Regions from separate parts of the Homo sapiens genome. Here regions 1 and 2 are each linked to region 3. A link is a loop called in an ENCODE intact Hi-C map of the cell type or tissue named here. Cell type or tissue: mammary epithelial cell. All regions are shown on one strand.

Region 1 (8,000 bases), 1.1 Mb before region 3:
CAACGCACGATGTTTTCCTTTATTTTACATCTGTATCTAATTCAATATGCTCATCTCCTGCCAATTATCACTACAATGCAACTGCCACAAAAATGGAAATTGGCAGTTAGAGAAAAAATAAAAATACTTTCCCCACACACGATATATTATGAAGGATTCTTACTGGAGTACAAAGACACAAGACAGGCATGGTTTACTCTTCATAGTATAAACCTAATGGAAACACATTCAATGTATTTTCAATGACATTAAAAGGCAAGTGGGGCACCCAGAGGATAACAAAACCCAAGTCATTAACGGTAAATGTATTCTTATTTCTTCAACTCTTAACCATAAGGTATTATTTATCCTAGAAAATAAAGAAACAGTCATAACTCAGAGCTCAACAATTAAAATCCATATCAGAAAACATCATCTGTTTTTAGCTTTATTCCAGTGAGGTCAAAACTGAAGCACTAACATTTCCTAACAACCAGACCTAAGAGTCTTTAATTGTCTTATAACAAATTTCTATTCATGTGGTTGAACAGAAAATTCTCACTGCTAACAATTCTAATTTTTCTCAGCCATATTACCTACCTCACAGGGTTGTTGTGAGGATTAAATCTGAAAACATATAGCACAGTGCCCGGAACATAGTAGGCACTGGATAAATAACAGTTCCCTTTTCCCTTCCCCTTCATTTATCAGTTCAATCTGGGCTCCAAGTCCTCTTTTCTATAATCCACAGAACAGGGTTGGGCCTGAAGCTTAAAAGGTTAAAATTAATCAAGTATTCAGAATGAAGATCTTGAGTACAAAATGTGTAAATGTAGTCACAGAGTTATAAAATGTTAGAACTGGCAGAGACCTTAAAGGTCATCCTTTAGTACAACCTCTTGTACTAGATAAGGAAACTTAGGCCCAGAGAGGTTGAGCAAAGTTACACAGAAGAATGTGGCAGAGTTGGAAATATAATTGAGATATTTTTAGTTTCTTACATACATGAAATTATACCGCACTATTTAGTTCCATAAATTACTATTATACTATAATTCAATATAAACATGAAGTAACTGATAAGAAATTACTCTGTTTTGGTGCTAACAACTCTTCAATGCATTTTTATTTATTTCTAGAACTCATATAAGGTAGCTTACTTGTGTCGTAGTAGTTGTTTGGATTTTTCGGATTTCTTTTCCTGATTCTTTGCCATCGTCAGACCTTTCAGTATCTGAAATTATACTTCCTGCATCAATATTTGGTACAATTTTGCTACTAGAAGACTCAGTTTCCAGAGTTGTAGCAGTCATTTCAGCATACTCCAGCCCCTTAGTTGATGACGCTAAGTCTCTTTCAGAAATACTGCTCATTCCATCTGAAGTTGTATGGATTTTGAATTCTTTTTCTTCTATTATACTGGATGTACAAGTTAAGTCTACGCTACCGGTCATGTGAGCAAGCAATCCAAGATCATCACTAACACCAAGATGTACTTGTGTGTCCTGAATATTTGGAATAATGTGATTGCTAGAAAGTTCAGGAAGTAGTTTTTCCTCCTGTTTGGGTATTTTATCAAAGAGAAATGATGTACTACTATTGGGAAGGTCTTCTTTCTCATCTGCTAATGTTATCAATGGACCATTATCCTTTTCTTCATTTTTTTTAATGATACCAACACTTCCATGTACATTGTTCTGGAGTTTCTCAACAGCAGCACTATATACATTATCCAACAGAGATTCAACCTCCACAAGGGCACCATTCTCTCCACCTACTAAAGTCTCCGGTGATAAATCCATATCATCGAGCTTTACTTCTGTTGCTTCCACTTTCTCTGCTTTTATATCTACTAAAAGATCATGTACTTCCACATGTACACCACTTCCTGGTCTATCTGAATTTCCAAGAATATCATCTGACACTTTTGTTGACATGAGTAAGTCTCGAGTATCTGTGCTGACAGGGTAATCGGTCTCACTTTCTGGGCTCTGGCTTTGTGAAAGATCTTCTATCTCTCGAATTTCCATTCCACCTTTTGCTCCTGTTGTCTGTGATGAAAGACCAGAGATGGTGCTCACATTCCCTTTCTTTCCCTTTTTAATGTTTTCCTCCTCTTGTCTTTGATATTCCTCATACATTTTGGCTAGGTATTCCTTATGAGCTTCATAAGTGACCTTAGGAATAAGTAAAGAAAACATTAAGGCATTTTGTACATATCAAAAAGAAAAAACTAAATAATACAAATTAAATTGTGGAAATAGAAAAAATAATGCCAGAAAGTTTAAGACTTCAAAGCTGGCATTTGTTAGTCCTAAAGCAAGTGCTTAGTTTCATTAAGTAACTGGAAATAATCAACAAATACAGCTATATATGATTTATTATAAGGATTGCCAAAATCACACAGATAACTCAGCAATATTAAAAGCTATTTTCTTTTAGGCTAAGTATTTCAATGTTACCCAAACCAAATATGCCAGTTAACTTCCACACATTTATGTAAGCTTAAACAGAGAATAAGCAGCTAATAATATACAATAACCAAAGTACTATTACTATGTTGGTTTTCACCATCTATTGCTCATATGTGCACCCTTCCCAACAACTGATGTTAAAAAATTCACACATATCATTAAATATATAAATTTACAAGCTATTAAAATATCACAGTTTTATCCTTATATAAGCTGTTTTGGCTTTGTTACTTTACTTAGGCTTCTTTATTAATAATCAGAATACTTTTTTTTTGCACAAAGACCTGCAATGTCTTTTTCTTTGCTATTTTCAAATTTGTTAAAGCAATGATAAATCTGAGGTGTCAATACTTCACAAAATGTAAATTTATAATTGAAACAAAAGCTTTTCTAATATTTTTTAAAGTTCACAGACTTTCTCTTACAGACATGGGTTCTATTAATGTATATTTAAATAAGTTAACAGAATTTTAGATTGGGGGGACCATCCTTTAAAGAATATCTCATAATACAAAAATCCCCTTAATTTTACAGAAGAAGAAAGCAAGTCCCAAAAGTGGGGGTTGGTAACATAAGGCCCATGGGACAAAACTGCTTATCACCTCTTTGGGTGAATAAAGGTTTATTCAAACAAAGCCATGATCATTCATTTACATTATGTATTGTCTTTCACACTGAACGGCAGAGTTGAGTAGCTGCATCAGAGGCTATAGAGCCCACACAGCCTATAATATTTACTATCTATCCTTTTAAACATTTTTTTCTAACTCGTGTTCAAGAAGACTTAATGAGTCTCCTAAAATCACAAAACTCAATTATGGCACAGACTAAATTAAAAGCCATACTTCTGACACCCATGCTTCTTCTATAACACTTCATGATGAGAAACCCATAACTCTGAATTTCCAGAATCTAATGTGTATATACTTGTACAGTTTAATTCACTATTTCATTTTACCAAAGATCAAATAATACTTAAAATAGACATACAGATTTTTAAGATTAAAAATAAAGAAAAGATAAAGCAATTAAAATACCACTAAACTTAAACACTGTATTTATGATTCACTTGGAAATAAAAAAATCTGACTTCTTAAAAAAAAGTCTTAAAAAGTATATTTCAGAGACTATTTCATAAAATATTCTTCCAAGAACCAGTTGAAAGAGCAAGTGGCTCAGATTAAAGTTCCCAGATTTGCTATAAAACAGATGTATGTCAGCTTTGGGTATAAAACTCCTGATTTATAAATTTGGGGTTTGAATTAATTCATCTATAAGCCACTTTCAAGTTCTAACAGTCTATGAACAATGAGGGAAAAATACAAAACTGAGATACAGGAATCTGTCAAAATCTAAGATGCCCACAAGATGGCACCAGATGCATGTTTGTAGCCATTTAATCCACTGCAATAACTCTGATGATGTTAAAATGTTAAATCCCGTGTTACCTTGGAATGGGCTATTGAGAGGGTATCCACCCAGACTCTCCAGCCTCCCCATTCATATTTTATTGCATGATACAAAAGAATCCGGAAGATATTGTAGACCATTTCGGTAATCTTCTGTTCCTCAGAATTTTTAGGATTGATATAGCCAAGAGAAAACATCCAATCCTGCCACACTGAACACTGCAATAAGCATCTAGGGAGAAAAAAATTTGATCTCATTAAAAATATCCAAATTAAGTTAGAATTTACTATTTTGAAACTTTGATAAATAAAATAGTGAAAATATGATCTGACCTCAGTAAAGCAAGGTGTACAGTCATGCTGCACGTTATATATTCTATACTTGGAATGACTTTCTCTTATTTCTCTACCAGGAAAAATCCTAATTATCATTCAAAATCATTTTCCTAACTTTCACAGTCAGATTTACTTATTGCTTCTCTACTTTCTCACCACCTTTAGCACTCACAATGTACTTAACACATTATACATTAATCATTGCTTTATGGTTTCCCACTGGAATGTACTGAGACTGTGTACTAAGACTATCTTGTGTAGCACAAAGTCTTACACTGAACACAGTAGGCACTCAATCAATATTTGTTAAATTATAGACTCAGGCAATGACTACCCCAGAGTTCATGGCCTCAGACTTTACCCCATGTTCAAGCTAACTAGCTTAAAAATGCACAACATTCGGCCATAAGAAATATGGGGTGGAAAGCATAGATGAAAATGGGGAAATCCAACACAATTACAACTGAAAGTTCCATTGGTGATAGATAGGTACCACTAAAAGGGATATTACATTCTAAATAAGAGTTTGTTTATATGTATATTCATATATACAATTAAAATATAATATCCACGTAACAAAATAAAAATAATATAAAAATAAATAGAAGAATACCGAATACAGATTATGTCAAAGAAACATAAAATGCCTTTTCTGATGATTAAAAGTATTTAGCAATATGGAAAAGATTTGAAATGAATTGAAAATCTAAAAGAGAGAAAATATTAATTATGGAATAAAGTGTTGTTACAGTATCCAAACTGCTTACCTTCTATTTTCACGGCTGTTACTGAAAAGTTTTATCATATCAGATAAAAATAAACGACGAACTTCCATCAGCTCTGCACTTGGTGTAGAGTTTTTTAACAAAGTTGCCACCACTTTAAGAATCACTGTAAACAAAGAAAAAAAACTTGTAGATTTGTAACCATATCCTATGTTCAACTCAAAAAGTATTACCAACTTTCAAATAAATACTTAACACTATAAAAGGTGAGTTAAAACTGTCATGAACTAGGTAAACACCATAATGATTTAAGGGGTTAGGAAAAGTTTTGATTTAGTCTCATATGTTGCCATGCGCCTACCACAATACAGTAAAGAACTGCCATTTGCTCACTTGGATTCTGAATTTTCACTGTAGAATCTGGCTCTGGATGTGGTTTGTGTACGACCTGAGTACATACTTGTTCTGTCAAGATCTGAAAAATGAAGAATTTGAACTTCATTTAGAAAACAATTTAAATAATAATTGCAAAATATAGATATACAATGAACCTGCAAAAGAAATGTCAATGCAGTCCAAACCAAAAGAAACATCTCTTCTAAAGGGACTTTTTTCTTTCTTTCTTTCAAGACGGAGTTTCACTCTTGTTGCCCAGGTTGGAGTGCAATGGTGCAATCTTGGCTTCAACCTCCACCTCATGGGTTCAAGTGACTCTCTTCCCTCAGTCTCCCAAATAGCTGGGATTACAGGCATGTGCCACCACGCCTGGCTAATTTTTTGTATTTTTAGTAGAGACAGGGTTTCACCATATTGATCAGGCTGGTCTCGAACTCCTGACCTCAGATGATCCACCCGCCTCAGCCTCCCAAAGTGCTGGGGTTACAGGTGTGAGCCACCATGCCCAGCCCTAAAGAGACTTTTTAATGAATTCCACATACTTCTAAACTCTTTAACTCTGTATTCACCAAATTTTATTTATTATTTATACATACAAAACCAGAACCAGTATCTATAGAAGGAAAGATTAGGAAATTAATGAATTTATTGTTTGAAATGCCTTTTCAGTGTTCCTAAAATTATTTATGAACTACTTTTTTTTTTTTTTTTTTTTTTTTTAGAGACAGAATCTCACTATGGTACCCCCAGGCTGGACTGCAGCGGCACAATCATGGCTCATTGCAGCCTCCAACTCCTGGACTCAAGTGATCCTCCTGCCTAAGTCTCCCAAGTAGCTGGGGCTACAGGTTCATGCCAACACACACAGCTAATTATTTTTCTCATTTTTTGGTAAAGATGGGGTCCACTTTATCGCCCAGGCTCATCTTGAACTCCTGGGCTCCTGAGATCCTCCTGCTTCAGCTTCTCAAAGTGCTGGGATTAAATGCATGAGCCACCACATCTGGCCCCTACTTCAGTAAGTGTGACAAGGGAAAGTTCTTCCTAACAATGTGGCTCATTGTCATTTACTAATGAGTTTTTTAAATTATTCCTTTCAAATACAAAAAAACAGTTGACCAAATAAAGGAAAGAGAAAATTCTAAAACATTTACTAACTTTCCCACTAAAATGTGGGAGCAGGATTTTGAACATCATCTTCACTGTTATATTCCTAGTAATCAGCACTAATGCCTGACACACAACAGCATTCAGTAAATATTTGTTAAATTAAAGAATAATTAACCTAATTATATATCAATAATGTATGTACAACTGCTCACTGTATTTTAGGCTTGAGTTTGTGTTTATCTCTTACATAAACCCTATGAGGTTATATTTAATACAGACATCATTTTATATCTGTGATTTAATTTCCTGTTTAGCTTTAACATGGCAAATTCTGAATAAACAGTTAAACCTAAGTCAAGTACAAAAACTGCTGCAAAACCACCAACGTTAGTTGAAAGGACAATTGAACATAGCTATATTGTAGAAGCTGAAGATGGAAAAAGCAAATTGAGAGAGAGGGATGGTCTCTTCTGATTAGAAAAGGACCACGACATCCAGAAGTTTCATTTTCCTTCCCCTTCTGCTCAGACTAAGACAGGACATTTACATAAGTATATTAGGAATGTTCATAAAAAAGATATTGACCTGAAATAAAAACTGACCTACTTTATTAAAGAATATAGCATTTAATTACCCCCGTTCCCCTCATTCTCATACCTCTGATGAAACTAAACACTTACTTGTTAAAACTAAACAGCATTTCACAACTTTCTAAACAAAGGACCCCAAACATGCACTCCTAATCAAACGGAGTTGACACGAGATAAAATTTATTTGAAAACCATATACTAAAGAACAATCACTTATTGCTTGGTATATACGTATAAGTAGTTTTCACAACAACTTGCCCCGAAGACCCTGGTGTGTACCTATAGCCCAGTGGATGAGATCCAAGAAAATTGTGGTTATAAATAAAGGATTCAAAATAACTTCAGACGAGCTTAAAGGAAATCAGGACCTACTCTCCCGTGATAGTTAAAGTGTTTTCAACCAAAAGAGAAGAAATCACATTGCACAGGAAACAAAAGTGTCACCAGTTTTTATATTGTCTTTTTAAGTCCCTACTTTATCATCTAACAATGAAAAGAATAACTGCCTTGCCTATCTAATAAAACTGCTAGGAAGATTAAATAAAGCTCCATATGTGAAAGTGCTTTGAAAACTATAACATATTCAAATATAAAGGTTTTTAAAATGACAAACATATACTCAGAAACTCAATTCAACATGTATTTATTAATAACCAGTTATGTGCCCTCCCTCTGCTAAATGTTTGCAGACTGAAAATACATTGCTAGGTGCAACTTCATTTCTAGTAGCAATTTATTTAATTATTGTTCTGGAGGCAGGCATAAATGCATGCCCCAATAAAGTAACAAAACATGATAGACTATCATTAAGAACCTATGTGGCCAGGCATGGTGGCTCACACCTGTAATCCCAGCACTTTGGGAGGCCGAGGTGGGTGGATCACAAGGTCAGGAGATCGAGACCATCCTGGCTAACACGGTGAAACCCTGTCTCTACTAAAAAATACAAAAAATTACCCGGGTGTGGTGGCAGGCACCTGT
Region 2 (8,000 bases), 350 kb after region 3:
AGCACTGAAATGGCACAGCCTTTAGCATGATTTAAACTGCCTGCTTAGAACCTAGCTGAATAATATTTGACTTTCAGCACTGCTGAAAGGATACTTAAAGCACAGACCTGGCATCTGTGTCATCTTCTGCAAATCAAGGTTGATTAATAACAAAATCACCTCGCCCTGGCATCCTGCCTTTCATCTGAGCAAGACTGAAGCTATTCCTGGAAAAAATCCAGCTTTCTTTTGCTACAGTCCTGAGACATGCCAACTGACACAGCAGGGGCAGGAAGGAAGGTCAAAGTTAGCATTTGAGTTTGGGCTGTGGGGAGGGAGGAGACAAGATGGCAACTGGTCCTTAAGAAACCCAGTGTGAAGGTTCTGTACGGTCAGGGCCCAGGGCTGACATCATGGGTGGGGCCACCATCATGCTTTCTCTGTCCAGCCAAGCTGGCACCCTTTTTATGGGCGAGCCTTCCTTCTGGAAATTGTTGATGTCATTAGTGGGTGTGGTTTCAGGCACTTTTCCCGCCTTTCTCCTGAAAACAAGTAGGTTATTCTTCTACATGAGAGAGTTCAATCTGTGCTCCATGGAAACTTGCCATGGCTCTAAGGACTTTTGAAAATGTGGAGTTTAGACTACGGGAATTTTTGTAGAGGAATTTTTTTCCTTCACAATTTACATTAAGAGGAAAAATATTCTGTCACTACTTTCTCCTAATTTTCACCTCACTGTGTCTTACAGCATTGCTGCCTACCTAAGAACACTGCAAGAATGTGCTAGAAAGTAGTAAAACCCATGCAAAGAAGATGCTTTGTGTTGTACTTGACATATATTGGACTCACTTGTATTGCAGTGCTTTCAACTAAATGTTTTCCTTCATGGCTCTTATCATATTTGTATCCATCTGGCCATTTGTGTAGTTTTTAATATTTTTCTGCCCCACCAATCTGTAAGTCCTGTGCCAGCAGGGCCCGTACCTATCAAGGTCACACTGTACAGTTCTAACAGTGATTGTGGTTTGTGGCATGTGATTATGTATGTGCATTTCATATGGGTATATGAAAACTCTATCCTTCAACCCCCAACCCCTCCACAGGCTCAGAACTTTACAACTTGGTTAAGAGTATGAAAAAATATTTAAATCTGGAAAGTTCAATCTTTCAAAAACATTGAAAACTTTTTTAAAAATTGCCTTTAGATACCGAAATTTAAAAAGTTTAAACCCACCTTTTGACCAAGAAAGAGGAGGTTGGCTTTTCTTGAGCAGACTTACTGATGATCTTGATATAACTAGAAGCGATCTGAGCATTCCAAAGGATGTTATAGATAAATTTACTATGAGGCAATAGAGAATTTAAGGCTGGCTACCATCTCCTTGATTTGCATGGTTTTACTTTCAGAACTCCAGCCAGTTGTTGAGTCAGATATCTGTATTATAGTTATAGTTAAATCACCACTTCATCCAAGAGTGGGTGGCATGTTCCTCCTCAAAATAGAAGAAGCAAACATCAAACTCTATCAAAATGCACAAGTGAACTACTTTACTTAAATATAGTTCGGATGGTTTACAGAATTAGAGATTTCAGGCAATGGAAAATCATACTATAAAACTTAGTAAGACAGAGGATAACATTGTTTCTGTTAGAAGTCTGCTATGTTCTAAAAACTTGCAAATGGCAAACTTACTGCTGTGTCCTCATGGAACCTTTTATATGTATATTCTCATTTACTCCTCAGGTCAACTGTTTAAGATGGGGACTATTAATCATATATTTTCAAGGGAAGAGCCAGGTCTCAGAGAAGTGAAATAACTTAGACTATGGAGCTAGTGTGAAAAGCTCTAATGGAAACACATAATGGCTTAACAGGGGTGATTATATTGACTTTAATTCCTTTCTGTCATTTTGTCTTCTTGTTTATCACATATATAACACTTCAGCGTATAAATAAGAAAAAAAAACCTAGTTCTGAAAATTGCCTCTAAAAGCATAATGTTGAAGATTTGGGAAAATAAAACATAGTAGTTAACGTAAAATAGGCACTTGGAAGCAAGAGGTTGCAATTCTAACTCTAAAACGTTTTTCCTATGTGACACTGTCAGAACCAAGTTAGGACAGGGCTGTGTTATTACATCCATTTTGTGGTTATCCAACTTCGGTGATTTTTTTTTTTTTTTTTGACAGAGTCTCGCTCTGTCACCCAGGCTGGAACGCAGTGGTGCAATCTCAGCTCACTGCAACCTCCACCTCCCAGGTTCAAGTTATGTTACCATCTATTAGGGACTAAATTGTGTCCCCTCTAAAATTCCATGTGTTGAAGCACTAACCCTAGGGTGACCATATATGGACATAAGCTTTTCAAAGTAATTAAGGTTAAATGAAATCATAAGGGTGGGGTCCTAATCTGATAAGACTGGTGCCCTTATAAGAAGAAGAGACACCAGCGTTCTCTCTGTCTCTCCATGCTTACAGAAAAAAGACCATGTAAGGACATAGCAAGATGGTGACCATTTGCAACCAGAAACCAACCCTACTGGCACCTGGATGTTGGATTTCTATCCTCCAGAACCTGTAGAAAATAAACTTCTGTCCTGTTCTTTTCTTTCTTTCTTTCTTTCTTTCTTTCTTTCTTTCTTTCTTTTTTTTTTAGAGACAGGGTCTCACTCTGTCACCAGGCTGAAGTGCAATGGCGCGACCTTGGTTCACTGCAATCTCCACCTCCCGAGTTTAAGCGATTCTCCTGCCTCAGCCTCCCAAGTAGCTGGGATTACAGGTGTAAGCCACCACGCCTGGCTAATTTTTTTGTATTATTAGTAGACACAGGGTTTCACCATGTCGGCCAGGCTGGTCTCGAACTCCTGACCTCAGGTGATCCACCTGCCTTGACCTCCCAAATTACTGGGATTACAGGTGTGAGCCACCTTGCCCGGCCTAAACTTTTGTTCTTTAAGCCTCCCAGTCTGGGGTATTTTGCTGTGGCAGCCCAAGCAGACTAATACACAACCCAATTAATAAACACTAATAGTGTCTAAAATTATTCCACCATTCTAGAAAATTATTATTTTTTCATTATCCACAGTCATTGCTTTGTCCTGTGACAAAAAAGCCATGTAGCTGGAAGCCATCTGGGTGGCAGTACAGAATTAAGAGCCACTAGAAATTAAGTCCATACTCTCCCTGGAACTCAAATTCTACCAAAAAATAAATTTTAAGTGAAAGTCTAATGGAAGGAAGAAGAACATTTGGAGCAAGTGTGAAATCAACATTCTGCTCCAGGTAGGCACCATTTGATGGGGAGTGATCCTGAGTGCAGGGTTGGGGAACGGGGTGGAACTTTCCTTTGTGCACAGAACTGGGACTAGAAAACAGTGATTAGGAAAGCAGTCAAGTGACTGATAAGTACACAAATGGAATAGCCCTTGGGAGTTTTTGAGATTGCGTTTGTTTGAAGAAAAGAAGAGCATTTTCTTCATATTGATATGACATTGTATTTGCCAACTGGTATTTACTAGAAGCCCTCCAAGTTCATGATTCACACCTGAACATTCCACATTCTTTAAAATTGTAGTGCACCCTTCATAACTATATATTTAGTATTTTTATAAATTAGATTACAATTTAATTGGAGAATACAATATCAGAAAAATTATCCAAAACTTAGAAATATTGCCTAATCAAATGTGCTACTTGTCTGGCCTTCCACAAGAAAGCACATGAGGAACTAAGACATAATTTTTCCTTCTTATTTGTAAAGTCTAATTCAAAGTTATTAGCTCAGCACAGTAAATATACGTGCTAAAGACTGGGTGAACAATGGCAAATAAACTTTGAAGACCAAATCCTCTTTTACAACTAAAAGTAACATTACTGAGCTTTCTGCAGGATTTTCTGGGTAAGTTTTTCTGCATGGCCAGCCCCAGCAAGGCCCCGAATGCCTGGTTTGCTACTTTCTAATCCTGTAACTTCTCTTCCCATAATAATGTGTAGCTTGTAAGGCCTTAGCTCAATTTTCCAGATGATTTCAGAGACAAAGAATTGCTGATTTGTTACACTAATCTTGACATTTCAAATTACAACTGGAAATAATCTTCCTTAATTAGTCATGTTCTTTCTGTTGAAAATATCAGACATTTGACATATTTGTTTAGCAAATATGTCGATTTTCTGGTCTTTATGGTCTTTCAGTCCCATGTTGATATTCACATATTAAATTTTTAGCTTGCTCCACAGCAAAGATGCAAATATATATGTGCATATGTATATTATATATGTACACATATAGTATATGAATCTACAACCATGCTTGGGGAATACAAGGTATAATATGAATATTATATATATATTCATATATATCTATATATATTTATATATGTGAATCTACAACTATACTTGGGGAAAACAAAGACTTTATCCAGGCTCACCCAGAATGGTTATGAGAAAGTGAAACATTCTTTTCTTCCCTTAATAGGCAAATACATAGTTTAAAAGCTACCTCCCCAAATATGGGAGAATCTTTAGAGAAAGTGTTAAATCACAATAGCATTAAATGTACATTTACTATCAAGTCTTTTGCAATAAAAGCTGACATTAACTTTTTCTCTACAATATTTACTATAGCACTGTGCTTACCCAGGCTTTTATTAATATATGTTTATTTCTGCATTTCCATTTCTCAGCTACCTTTTATATTTTAAAAATTACAGAATTTATAGAAGAAAATTGTAGGCTGATAACAAACAAAAAGGTTTTTCGAAATGGCTAGCATTTGCTCCCAGCAGGGAAAGTAAAGGAATAGTTGCTGTATCCTGAGCCACCCATCCCGGCCCAAGTCTTTGTCCTGCTGAAGTGGTAAATTCTCCCAGAAACGCAACACAAGGTGGTGCTGTTGTATTTATCCTAAACCAGCTGCCAGCCTGGCCACTTAGGCTGTCGGTTTGATCTGAAAGTGGTAGGTGTGTACCAAAGGCATGGGTTTTGCATATGTAGATGTTTACAGTGTAGTCCTCCTTTCAGATAAGAAAAGATAAATAGAAGAAGGAGGAAGAGAGTAAGTTTCTCCACACATGGAAGCTTCTGGAGAAACTGTCTTAAAAAAAAAGAAAGTGCATGGGTTCCTTTTGTTACTAAATTATAGGAGCATGGAAAGTTAGGGCTAGAAGAGATAAAACATTATCTAGCCCATCTTCCTATCTTCAGAGAGGATTTCATTTATAAATTATCAGCCAGTTAAACTTTTTCTTTTGGTTTTAAAATTTTCCAGGGAGGGAGATGCCACTTGCTCCCCCAGCAAATCAATACTCCCTAGTGTTGGGAAATTGTTGTGGACATATGTGCACTTCCTCTTGTTCTGAATCCAGAGGGTATGGGAAGGATTTGATCAGCAGATGTGCCTAGTGAATGAGAAGCACACAAAAAAAAAATGAATTACAAGTCAGGGCTCTGGATTCCTCTCCCTCACTTGCTTAGCTGGGACAAGGTGGGCCTCAGATTTTGCATCTGGAAAACAAAGAGATTGGACTAACATCAGTGGGTTTCCACAAATGGCTGGATCTCAAAATCACCGGGGAAGCTTTTTAAAAAAATACAGATTCCAGGGCCTTGCCTATAAATTTGCTCAGTCAGAAAATCTAGGGCAGGGCCCAGAAATTGCACTTAAAAAAAAATCCAAAAGAACTGTTTTCCTTGGAAAACATTTTTCTTGTCTGAAGACATGGAAATTAGCTAAAAATGTGTAGGCAGGCAGCCCAGCACAGATCTAATGACTGGTGCATAGGTACCACTAGATTAAATAACTCTTAAATCCCATCTGATTTTATGATTTTCCAGGTATCCTTAAAACAAAAGCCCTTGAAAAATAGAAGTGAATTATCCCAGATCTAAAGAATTTCCTCTTGAATCATATTCCCAAGCCTTTGAGTAATCTGCAGTATGGATTTACAGCAAGATGTTTTCTAAATTTTTCAAGCACATGAAATTGGGAAGTCCAGGAATATTATTATAGTAAAGAAAATCCAATAAAGTCCTTGTGTTCAGTCCAATGCCTACACGCTATTCTATTTTCTGGTTACTGTAACTATGAATTAGTTGACAGTTATGAAAATAGTATTTGGACTCTTTCACTTTCATTTTTATAAAACTGGAAAGTTAAAAAACTAGTCAAGTACTTGGCCCATGTATAAATAGATAAGTCACATACTGGCAAATTGAGCTGTATAAAAGTTACTTACACAGACAAAAATGTCTCTAAAGTCTCTATGTAAAACGTTGGCTTTCTGACTCTGAGACTGTCTAGTATCAATGTGAAATTCAGTAACAATGCAATTCAGATTCTTATACCTCAAATGTCTCATTTGAAAGAATCAGATAATTGAAGTATCATTTGTTTATTCTCGTTTATAGTATCAAGGTAAATAATTCTGCCTTCCATTTCCCCTTGCTAATGTAATGTGACCTCAATGTTACATGTTACTAAGTAAATCAATTAGGAGATTTGGCCTGTGTATGTGACTCTTGCAAATGGGTAATTACACCATCAAATAGAAACTTATACACTCTTTGCAAGCCAGTCTTGAAGTCACTTCCAAATAGTTGGTTCTCATTATTTGTACTTTAAGAGCCATTTACAGGTCTAATTAAATTGTTTCTCAGGAATATAAAGATCAATGTTTCCAACCTCATGAATTGAATATATAAAAGAATGCATGAGGCCCAAATTAGCATTTCGTTTATTAAAATAAGTCAGTGTTGGAGCTGAAATCCATTAAATGACTTTAAGTAATCTGTCTGTTAAAGCTTTCAAACCACCTCTCAAAATCTGGCCCAGCTACCACCATTTATCAGTTACAAATTTCCATATTCCTCTGCTGCTCAATCATGCTGTACTAAATTATCTCTGAGATCATGTCTTGTGATTCTCATACAGTAATAACATCTGCATTTCCTGGATTTTCCATGAGCTGTGTCATCCTTTCAAGATTGTTCAAGAACATGTTTGTTCCTTTTATCAGAAGGACAGCAGCACTGCAGATCTTTTCCTACCAAGAGTCCCAAGCTCCACTGAATAAAAATAGCCTTGTGTCCTTTGGAATGCTCTGAACCACTTGGGGAAAAAGAATGTCTGTCATCGAATCACTATCATTTGTAATGTCCTCTCCAAAAGAAAGCCAAGGGGGAAAAATGCTAGAACTATTTGTGACCTCATGAAATACAAAAGAAAATTTACTTAGAACAATACAGCTTTTCTTTATTGTATAGTCCCCACTTCTTTGAACCACACCAATTTTTGGTACCAAACTTTGTTCCTCTTGTGTACAGGCTCTGAGCATGAGGAAATCAGTTGATGTCTCAGTAGTTGGTGCTTTGATAAGCAGATAACCTGTTTTGAACAAGGTTTATCTGCTTTCACTGCCATTACTACTGCTGTCTCCCAAAGACTCAGGATGCCTTCTCCTTGGAGACAGAAAACTTCATTCCTTATTTACCCACAACCCCTATTCAGTGTTGTTATTGAACTGTAGACTACAATGAAAGATTGCAATTCTTCAGTCGGCTCTGTTTTAGTTTTGTCCTTAGTCAAGGTACTGAACTTCTCTGAACTTGAGATACCTCATCTATAAAATGGAAACTGCATGCAAGTGTTGCTTGCGTGGAATTAAGGATTCCAAAAGATAAAGCAATCTTTGCTATGGACTAAATGTTTTTATCCTCCCCGCCGACAAATTCATATGTGGAAATCCTAAGCCCTAAGGCGATGGTGTTAGGAGATGGGGCCTTTGGGAAGTAATTAGGTCGTGAGAGTGGAGCTCTCCTAGTGGGATTGGCACCCTTATAAAAGGGATCCAGGAGAGCTCCCTCATCCTCATTCCACCATGTAAATACAGAGCAAGAATATACTGGTCTATGAACCAAGAAGTGGCACCTTGATCTTGGACTTCCCAGCCTTCAGAACTGTGAGAAATATATATGTTTGTTGTTTAAGCCACTATACTATTCCATGGTATTTTTGCTATAGCAAT
Region 3 (8,000 bases):
AATTTGTGTATATTTTTTTAGAAAATTGTTTTGTGTGTCTTATAGGTATTTATTTGCAACCTCTACATTATCATTTACTGTATTCCTCCTAAAAGTAATCTTTGAAACTTTAAGCCTTCCTTATATTCAACATTTGAAATTGCATGATCATATACACAGGGGTACAAGTGAAATGTTACAATTTAAATTGTGTTTAAAATAATTTAAACTTAAACTATGCTAAATTTTTGTCTTAAAAAATTTTATCAGCTGACCTTAAAAAATTTTCAAAATTAGCATTGTTTAAGGTATTTTCAGGCAAATGTGTCTTTCCCAAATATATCTTTATTATTCAAAATTAAGTATTAATAATAAAGCCCATACCATGTAATATCAAAGTCCCTCTTCTCTAAGTGATAATTGTTTAAGAAAAAATGATAAACTCACCTTATAGTCAGACATATATGGCAACTATTTTACTAGTGCAAAACTAACCTCAGAACCCAAGAGTTCAGAAGGGATTCATATAACTATTAATGATTCCAAATTATGTCTTACCTTCACAGCATAATGAAATTGGCCACAGCATAATAATAAGTTTCTCTTCCTCCTGTCTCCATATTCGTCTCTCCTCACTTGCCTATGCTTGATTTCTACTCATAATTCAATTCTAGAGCAATTTATATCACTTGCTGGGCCTGTTGCAAGCCCCAAATTAATTACAACTTGGTAGTTTGGGGTCATCTCAACATAGCCCTTCTCTAAGGGAGTGGTTCACAAATGAGGGAGAACCTAATTTCATGTGACTAAAAAAAGTAAACTTGCATCAACAAATTCAGTACCCTTTGAGCATATCACTTGCAATTTAATAAAAGTACATTCAGGGGGTCTTCATTAAATGCTGGCATTCTTTGAGTGATTTTACCTAATAATATTAGCTGACATTCCCGGTGGTGCTGTTTTTCTGAATTATGTGTGAGCTCTTCCAATTCCTAATAAAAATGTCCTTCTATGCTGCTCATTTCCACATTCATATTTCCAGCCCTGATTCTCACCCAAGCTCCACTCCAACCTGCTCCTTAGAAATCATTTCAAACCTAGGATGTTCCACCATCACCTCAAACCCAACATGCACAACGATGAATTTATTTTATTGCTTGTCTGAAGAGTTTTCTAAAAGTTTTGGGTCATTCACCACGGGAAAGAGGGAATGAAAGTTACACTTAATATAGGATGTATGGGTCTATATAAATTAATTGACATAGTGGTCAGAAAACCCTGGCCATAAAATAGTTCCACTTCCTTGTATTACTAATTTTGCACACCCGAGCAAGATTTTATAAGTTGTGCTAATAATAAGTACATGTTTTTCTCTGCCTGGGTTTTGTGTATCAAGTGAGAAGTAAACACCTCCTGCTGCTTCTGCTGTAATTCCCTCTGAGTAAGCACTGCTGTGTTGTGTGTGTACATGTGTGTGTTTGTGTATATGTGTGTGTATGTTTGTGTGTGTATGTGTGCATGTATGTGTATGTATATGTACCTGTGTCTGCATAGGTGTGTATTTGTGTGTGTGTGTTTTTGTGTGTTTCCATGTGTACATATGTGTTTATATGTTTGCATGTGTGTATGTGCACATGCGAATTTGTGTGCTTGTGTTTGAATGTGCACATGTGTATTTGTATATGTGTGAATGTGTGTGCAGTGCACACTGTAAGAAGATTAAACCTGGGTCACAAAGTGGAAACCTTACAGTTGGCCTGTCTCCTTTTTGCCGTCAGCTGGAGCTCTGCCCTTGTAACTTTCAAGTCATTTTCAGGGTGGGTCATTCACATGGTGTCCACCACCAGCCCCTTCAGTCCAGAGTGGGGAATGTCTTGATTGAGACCATTTGCCTTGAAATCAAAGGAACATAATAAGGAAAATAGGATGTTGGTTCCAATTTTTGTTTTCTTGTCTACCACATCCAATAAAGAGACACCTTTTGTTTTAGTTTATATAAAAACATCTCTTTAGAGAGCTCAATCTGCTCAAACAATATGGGTTAGAGAAAAGAAGCTGTTTCCCATTTCTACAAACAACTCAGAGACCAGGTACAACATTCTCCTGATAGATCTCCATACACACACACACACACACACACACACATGCTCACACACATTCACATTCACAGACACATATATTCAGTCACACATTCCCACCCACCCACACACTCACATACACATGCTTATTCACACACACACACTAACATCCACACTTACATACACATATACACATTCATGCCCACACACACACACACATACTCACATACACATACCTTCACACATGTGCACTCATATACACACATATTCACACATATCCATGCCCACACACACTCACACATACTCACATACACATACCTTCACACATGTGCACTCATATACACACATATTCACACATATCCATGCCCACACACACTCACACATAGATACACACACTCATTCACACATATACACACATTGATGCACACACACACACACATTCACACCCACACTCACACTTGCACACTGCCCCACACACAATCAAATACACATCTGCACTCACACACCTACTGTCACACACACCCAGAAGCACCCACACAGCCTTTTCCCCTTCTCACCAGTCATATTTGTTCCTCATCTTTCAAGGAACAGGGCCCAATTACTCTCTCTGGTTCTTTTACAGTGTCTGGCCTGTCAGCTCGTCCTCTCCATCCCCACAGCTGTCTCTTCATTTCAGTGCATCTCCTGACACCCGAGTGACTCACAACTTCCTCCTAATGAATCTCCCTGGCCCCAGAATCTTTACTCTAGTCCACCTTGTCCTGGCACCAGATCCATCTTCTTGATCACAACATTTTCTTACTCCAGCAGGTGCCACCTCATTGATGATCAACAAGTCAGGCACATTTAAACATCATTCAATGAGGAAGGAGAGATTGCGAATGATTCTGGGTGGCTTGGCTGCCTATTCATATGGGGATAGGGGAATTGACGTCTCAGCCTGTCTCTTAGACTCAATAGCCTTGTCAGCAATCTCCAGAAACATAACCATCTTGCACAGGCCCTCATGGTATATTTCTATTTTTGTGCATGTCCTACCTTCCTAAAAATATCATAAGCTTTCTGAGGATAGGGACGGTGCTGAAGCTGTAAGTTCATCCTCCACAGTGGCTGTCAGATACCTTCCCGTGCGAGTGACTCCCAGCACGACCTCCATGACCTCTGTGATCTTGGGCAAGTCATATGAGTTCTCTGAGCCCCACTTCTCTTTTATATAAATGAGACAAAGAATACCTGCCTCAAAATGGTCTTGAGAATCATATTAGCCAATGCAGCTAAAAGGCTCACCACAGTACCTGGCACACAGTAGGTATTGAATAAACCATAGCAATGACAATTATTTGCTCAGTGGAATGCAGATCATCAACTAAAATCCTTTGGAGAAATGTCATGCAAGCATTTGCTGCTCTGAAACTCTGCCTAAGATACAAGGAGGCAGGTGTCACAAACAACAAAGTCTCCAAAACCAATTGCCACAGCCAGAGTTTTATCCAGGACTTGGATTTTGAATGGCAATGTTTATAAACAAAGTAGCTGGTTTTCAGGAAACCCCCAAACTCTCCCAGAGATCAGCAGCACCATTCCTTCCCACAAGAGACAACCAAACAGAAAATGAGCTATGTGTGCAATTTTATGTGCCCCTATCTCAGGCATTGAAATAAGCCCATCTCGAAATGCAGCTCAATCTCTCTCAGCTGTCTTCTCTCTGAAAAGCGTCCTGGCATTGAGCCACTCTCCAGCTCCCATGGACAAAAATGAAGCTCTACACCTTCGTGGTAAACCATTCATGTCCCCAGAAAGGAATGGATGGTTTCAGTCTCCCCCTTTCCGCATTTTAAAAGGTCATTTTAAAAGTTATTGCTTCTTTGCTACCACTAGATGGTACTAGCCAGCTGCTTGTCATGTATATATTTTTTTATTTTGTGTTTTGTTTACTGCCTCTGAGCATTAATCCAAGAAGGCTGATTACAACAACATGCTTTGCAGAAATGGTACTTTGAGAGACCTTGGGCAGTCATCAGAAAGTAACTTAGCTGCCATTTGTTAACTATGTTACCACTTCCCCTTGATATTTATTTATATAAAGTTCCTCTTTGCCCCATCCTGGATAAAGGAAATATTTAGTGTCATACAGATTATTCATACCACACTTGTCCACATTTGGGACCTTAGGAAGGCCTGAGAGAGATGTGGAATGCAATGACTGAATTGAAGGCAGCCAGAATAAACATTGGCTTTTCCACTCTCCTCAGGAGTCATGTCTTGCTGCCCTTTACTGAGGGTACCTCAATACCTCTGAGGGTATCTCAGTCCTCTTGCTTCAGACTCCCAGGAGACCCCCAATGCCTTAGGTTTTCCATACAGATACTTGGATCATCTTTCTCTTTTCTAGAATGGAAAGACAGCAGTGGATATTAGAAAAAGTCATGGGACGTGCTGAGAGAGACTGGGGAGTATGGCCCGGCACCAGATCTCTTTCTTCGCCACTCTGGCTTAAGACAATTGAAGGGCAGACTTCTCCTTGACCCCCCAAGCTCTCAAGACATTAGGTGTCACTAAATCCATACTCACAGGAGATGAATGGATTGTCAAGAGTGGGGAAAGAGTACTTGACTTTGCAATCTGTAGTCAGGCTATGAGAATAAGTGAGAAAGCACTGTAGCAGTACTATGCTAAGCCAAGATTAGTCATGAATAGTCATTTGGAGATGGTTATCAATGAAAGATTAAAAGATTCATGCAAAATTTTAGTTAAACTGAAGGGATGTTTAGCTATGATCCAGACCTCATTTTAATTACAATGCAACCTCTGTTTAAATATGGGCAGTTGGAACAATTGCTTAATCTTTCTGAGCCTCAGTCTTCTCATCTGGAAAAAATAATACTTTCTGCGAAATTATTGAAAAGACCAAGAAAAATAATGGCTGTAAAGCTCCTGACATTTAGCAGGAATTTGCCAAATGTCCCTCTCTCCTCCAAGTAGCTACAATGGAAAGTAGCCCCGCCCCACCCCACCCCCCAGCATCTTCACCCATACCTTTTCCTAGAGTAGAGGCTAAATTCCCAGGAACTAGCCCCCAGACACTGAAATTATTGTGAAATGCAGGAAAACCCATAATGCCAAATCTTTGATTTCCCCTGCCAATAGCAATGGCTTCCACACCTTCTATTCATATGCCAGTCACGTTGAAAAGAGGCACCTTCTAATCTTGGAAGAGTTTACCAGCAGTGAGACAGGTATATTTTTTCATCTGTTATCATAAGGAAAATACTTTTATTTCCTTAAACAGAATTTTTCTATTGAAAAGAGAAACAATTTTGCTTCATTGCTTTTTTTTCCAAAAGTAGTTCCTAATGCCCAGTGTGACAAATCAAAGAGACACTGTGAAATGATGGTATAATCTTTTCTGTCTACATTGAAGGAAAGTATAGTGAAATTACCGGGTAATTCCATACAAATAATTGCTACAGAAACACAGCATGACATTAAGCTAACATATAAAAAAAGGATATTTCATCTCTAGGTATAGAGAACAATAGATTTAAAAAGCAATAATTTGAGTTGACTATTACACACTCTCAATATATAGAGATTCAGGAAAAGCTATTAAATAGCAACCTTACTACCATGTACCAAGCAAGTAGCCAGAGTGAGTAGATTCTCATGTTGGAGCAAGAAATTTAAAAATCTTCTGCTTATCATTAAAAATTATAGTCATCTCAATGTTAGTAGCATCTACAGAAACACAAAAGGAAAAAAGAAAGCTAAAGAGGAAGACTATATGGGCAGGAAGTAGAAAGAATAACATCTATTGTACTACAGTGTCTGCTTTGCGCTTTTAAATGACTCAAATCCTTTGGAGTGTTTTATTTAAAAAACATCAAAGTTAGAATAAAAACTTTGGTAGAATTGGTAATAATCTAGTATTGTGTTGGAAATAATTCTAAAGCCATTTTGGGGTTCTGTATCAAAGACAGCCAAAATCAATTAGTAATTTCTGCCATGCATGCCATAGGCACAATTGAATAGTTTAGAATCTCCCCAGTGTACCTCTAGTATCAGATATCTGGGAGAAATTAGAAGATCACCACACATGCCCAGGAAAAGGCACGGGGTCACAGAAGCGCTAGAAAACTTTAAGTGTACACTTCAGGCTTATCCTCAGTACAGAGACAGCCTGTAACAGTGTACACACACACACACACACACACACACATAACCAAGAATGGTGAAGTAGGAGAATGTAATTTCCAGAATTACCAAACTATTAGATTCAAATATCCAGTTTTCGACAAAAAATAACAAGTCACACCAAGAAACAGGAAAGTATGACCCATTCAAAGAAAAAATATATCAACAGAAATTGTCCCTGAAAACAACCTGATAAAAGTTATACTAGCAAAAGAGTTTTAAAAAACCATATTAAAGATATGGAGAAAGTCCAGAAAATAATGTACGAACAAAATGGAAATACCAGTAAAGAGATAGATAGTCTAAAAAGACAAAATATTTCTGGAGCTGAAAAGCACAATAATAAAAATGAAAAATTTACTAGAGGGATTCAAAAGCAGATTTGAGTGGGTGAAAGAAAGAAGTGATAAACTTAATGATAGGACAATGGAAATGATCAAATCTGAGAAGTAGAAAAAAGATTGAATAAAAGTAAACAGAGCTTAAGGAACCCATGGGATAACATCAAGCAATCCAACACACACATTTTGGAAGTCTCAGAAGAAGAGAGAGAAAAAGATAGATAAATTGTTTGAAACAAATGATAGTCAAAACTTAACTCAAGTTTGATGAAAGACACAAATAGAAACATTCACGATATTCAATAAACTCCAAATAGAAGGAACTCAAAGAAATCAACACTGAAACACATTTTAATCAAACTGTTGAAAGCCAAAAGCAAATAATCTTAAAAGTAGCAAGAGAGAAGTGATTCATCACATACAAGGAATTTTCTATAATATTATTAGCATATGATCATCAGAAACTCTGTGGGTCAGAGTGGGCTAATGTATTCAAATAGCAAAGGGAAAAAGAAAACCAGTCAATATTTTGTGAATTATACTTGTCTCACAAGATATGCTAAAGGGAGTCTGGCAGGTTAAAATAAAAGGACACTAGACAGTAATTTGAAGCTATATGAATACATAAATATCCAGTAAAGGTAAATACATAAAAAATTGTAAAAGGTAGTATTATTGTAACAATAGTGTGTAACTCTACTTTTTATTTTCTGTGTAATTTAAGAGGCTAATAACTTTTTAAAAACCGCAATTATTAGCCAAGGCAATATTATTGTAGTTTTGGTTTATAGCTTCACATTTTGTTTCATATATAACTTAAGAGGCTAATGCATTAATAATTATTAGTTTATGTTTTGGGGCACCCAGTATGTAAAGATGTAATTCTGTAGCATTAACAAGTGAAAGGGGTGGGGACAGAGCTGAAGGAGCAGAATCTTTGTATGTTATTGAGGTTAAGCTGGTATATGTTCAAATTACAGTGTTATAAGTTTTGGTTGTTAATTCCCATAATAACCACAAAGAAAATGGCTAAAGAATATATACAAAAGAAAACAAGGAAGAAATTTAAACATTTCACTACAAAAAAAAAACCTCAACTAAACACAAAATAATAGTCTTGCAGGAAATGAGGGACAAAAAATCTATAAAGCATATAAAAAATAAATCAAAAGATGACAGAAGTAAATCCTTCTTTATGAGTATTAACTTTAATTATAAATGCATTAAACTTTCCAATCAAAACATGGAGATGGGCAGAATGGATTTAAGAAGCATGATCCAACTATATGCTGCCTAAAAGAGACTCACTTTAGATTCAAAGATGAAAATAGGTTGAAACTGAAAGGATGAAAAAGAGTATTCCATGCAAACAGTAACCAAAAAGAGCAAGGGTAGATATAGTAATATCGGA

What was found. A loop is a pair of places that touch in the nucleus more often than their neighbours do. Peaks named below come from ENCODE experiments on the same cell type or tissue, not always from the same donor. Only the 100,000 strongest peaks of a DNase experiment are listed, where the experiment ranks them.
Region 1: a loop joins it to region 3, with 13 times the contacts of the local background. A loop is called at or near these places in 35 of 110 quality-filtered maps.
Region 2: a loop joins it to region 3, with 22 times the contacts of the local background. A loop is called at or near these places in 3 of 110 quality-filtered maps.

Annotation. Positions count from the first base shown.
Region 1 is chr13:35,153,172-35,161,171 of GRCh38, reverse strand. It overlaps NBEA (neurobeachin), which reads right to left. Exons shown (of 59, transcript NM_001385012.1): 19 at 5,317-5,398; 20 at 4,966-5,089; 21 at 3,902-4,094; 22 at 1,140-2,156. Among named protein-coding and RNA genes, the nearest start is that of NBEA, 210 kb to the right of the region's middle. In mammary epithelial cell, a CTCF peak has its summit at 3,832 (motif pointing right); no DNase peak of the experiment used is centred here.
Region 2 is chr13:33,720,889-33,728,888 of GRCh38, reverse strand. No RefSeq gene overlaps it. Among named protein-coding and RNA genes, the nearest start is that of RFC3, 93 kb to the left of the region's middle. RefSeq lists a silencer at 4,775-4,944. In mammary epithelial cell, a CTCF peak has its summit at 4,862 (motif pointing right); a DNase peak (open chromatin) is centred at 4,898.
Region 3 is chr13:34,073,244-34,081,243 of GRCh38, reverse strand. LOC124903153 (a long non-coding RNA gene) reads right to left here. Exons shown (of 2, transcript XR_007063754.1): 2 at 1-1,871. Among named protein-coding and RNA genes, the nearest start is that of RFC3, 260 kb to the right of the region's middle. In mammary epithelial cell, a CTCF peak has its summit at 3,930 (motif pointing right); a DNase peak (open chromatin) is centred at 4,703; H3K27ac peaks cover 268 bases.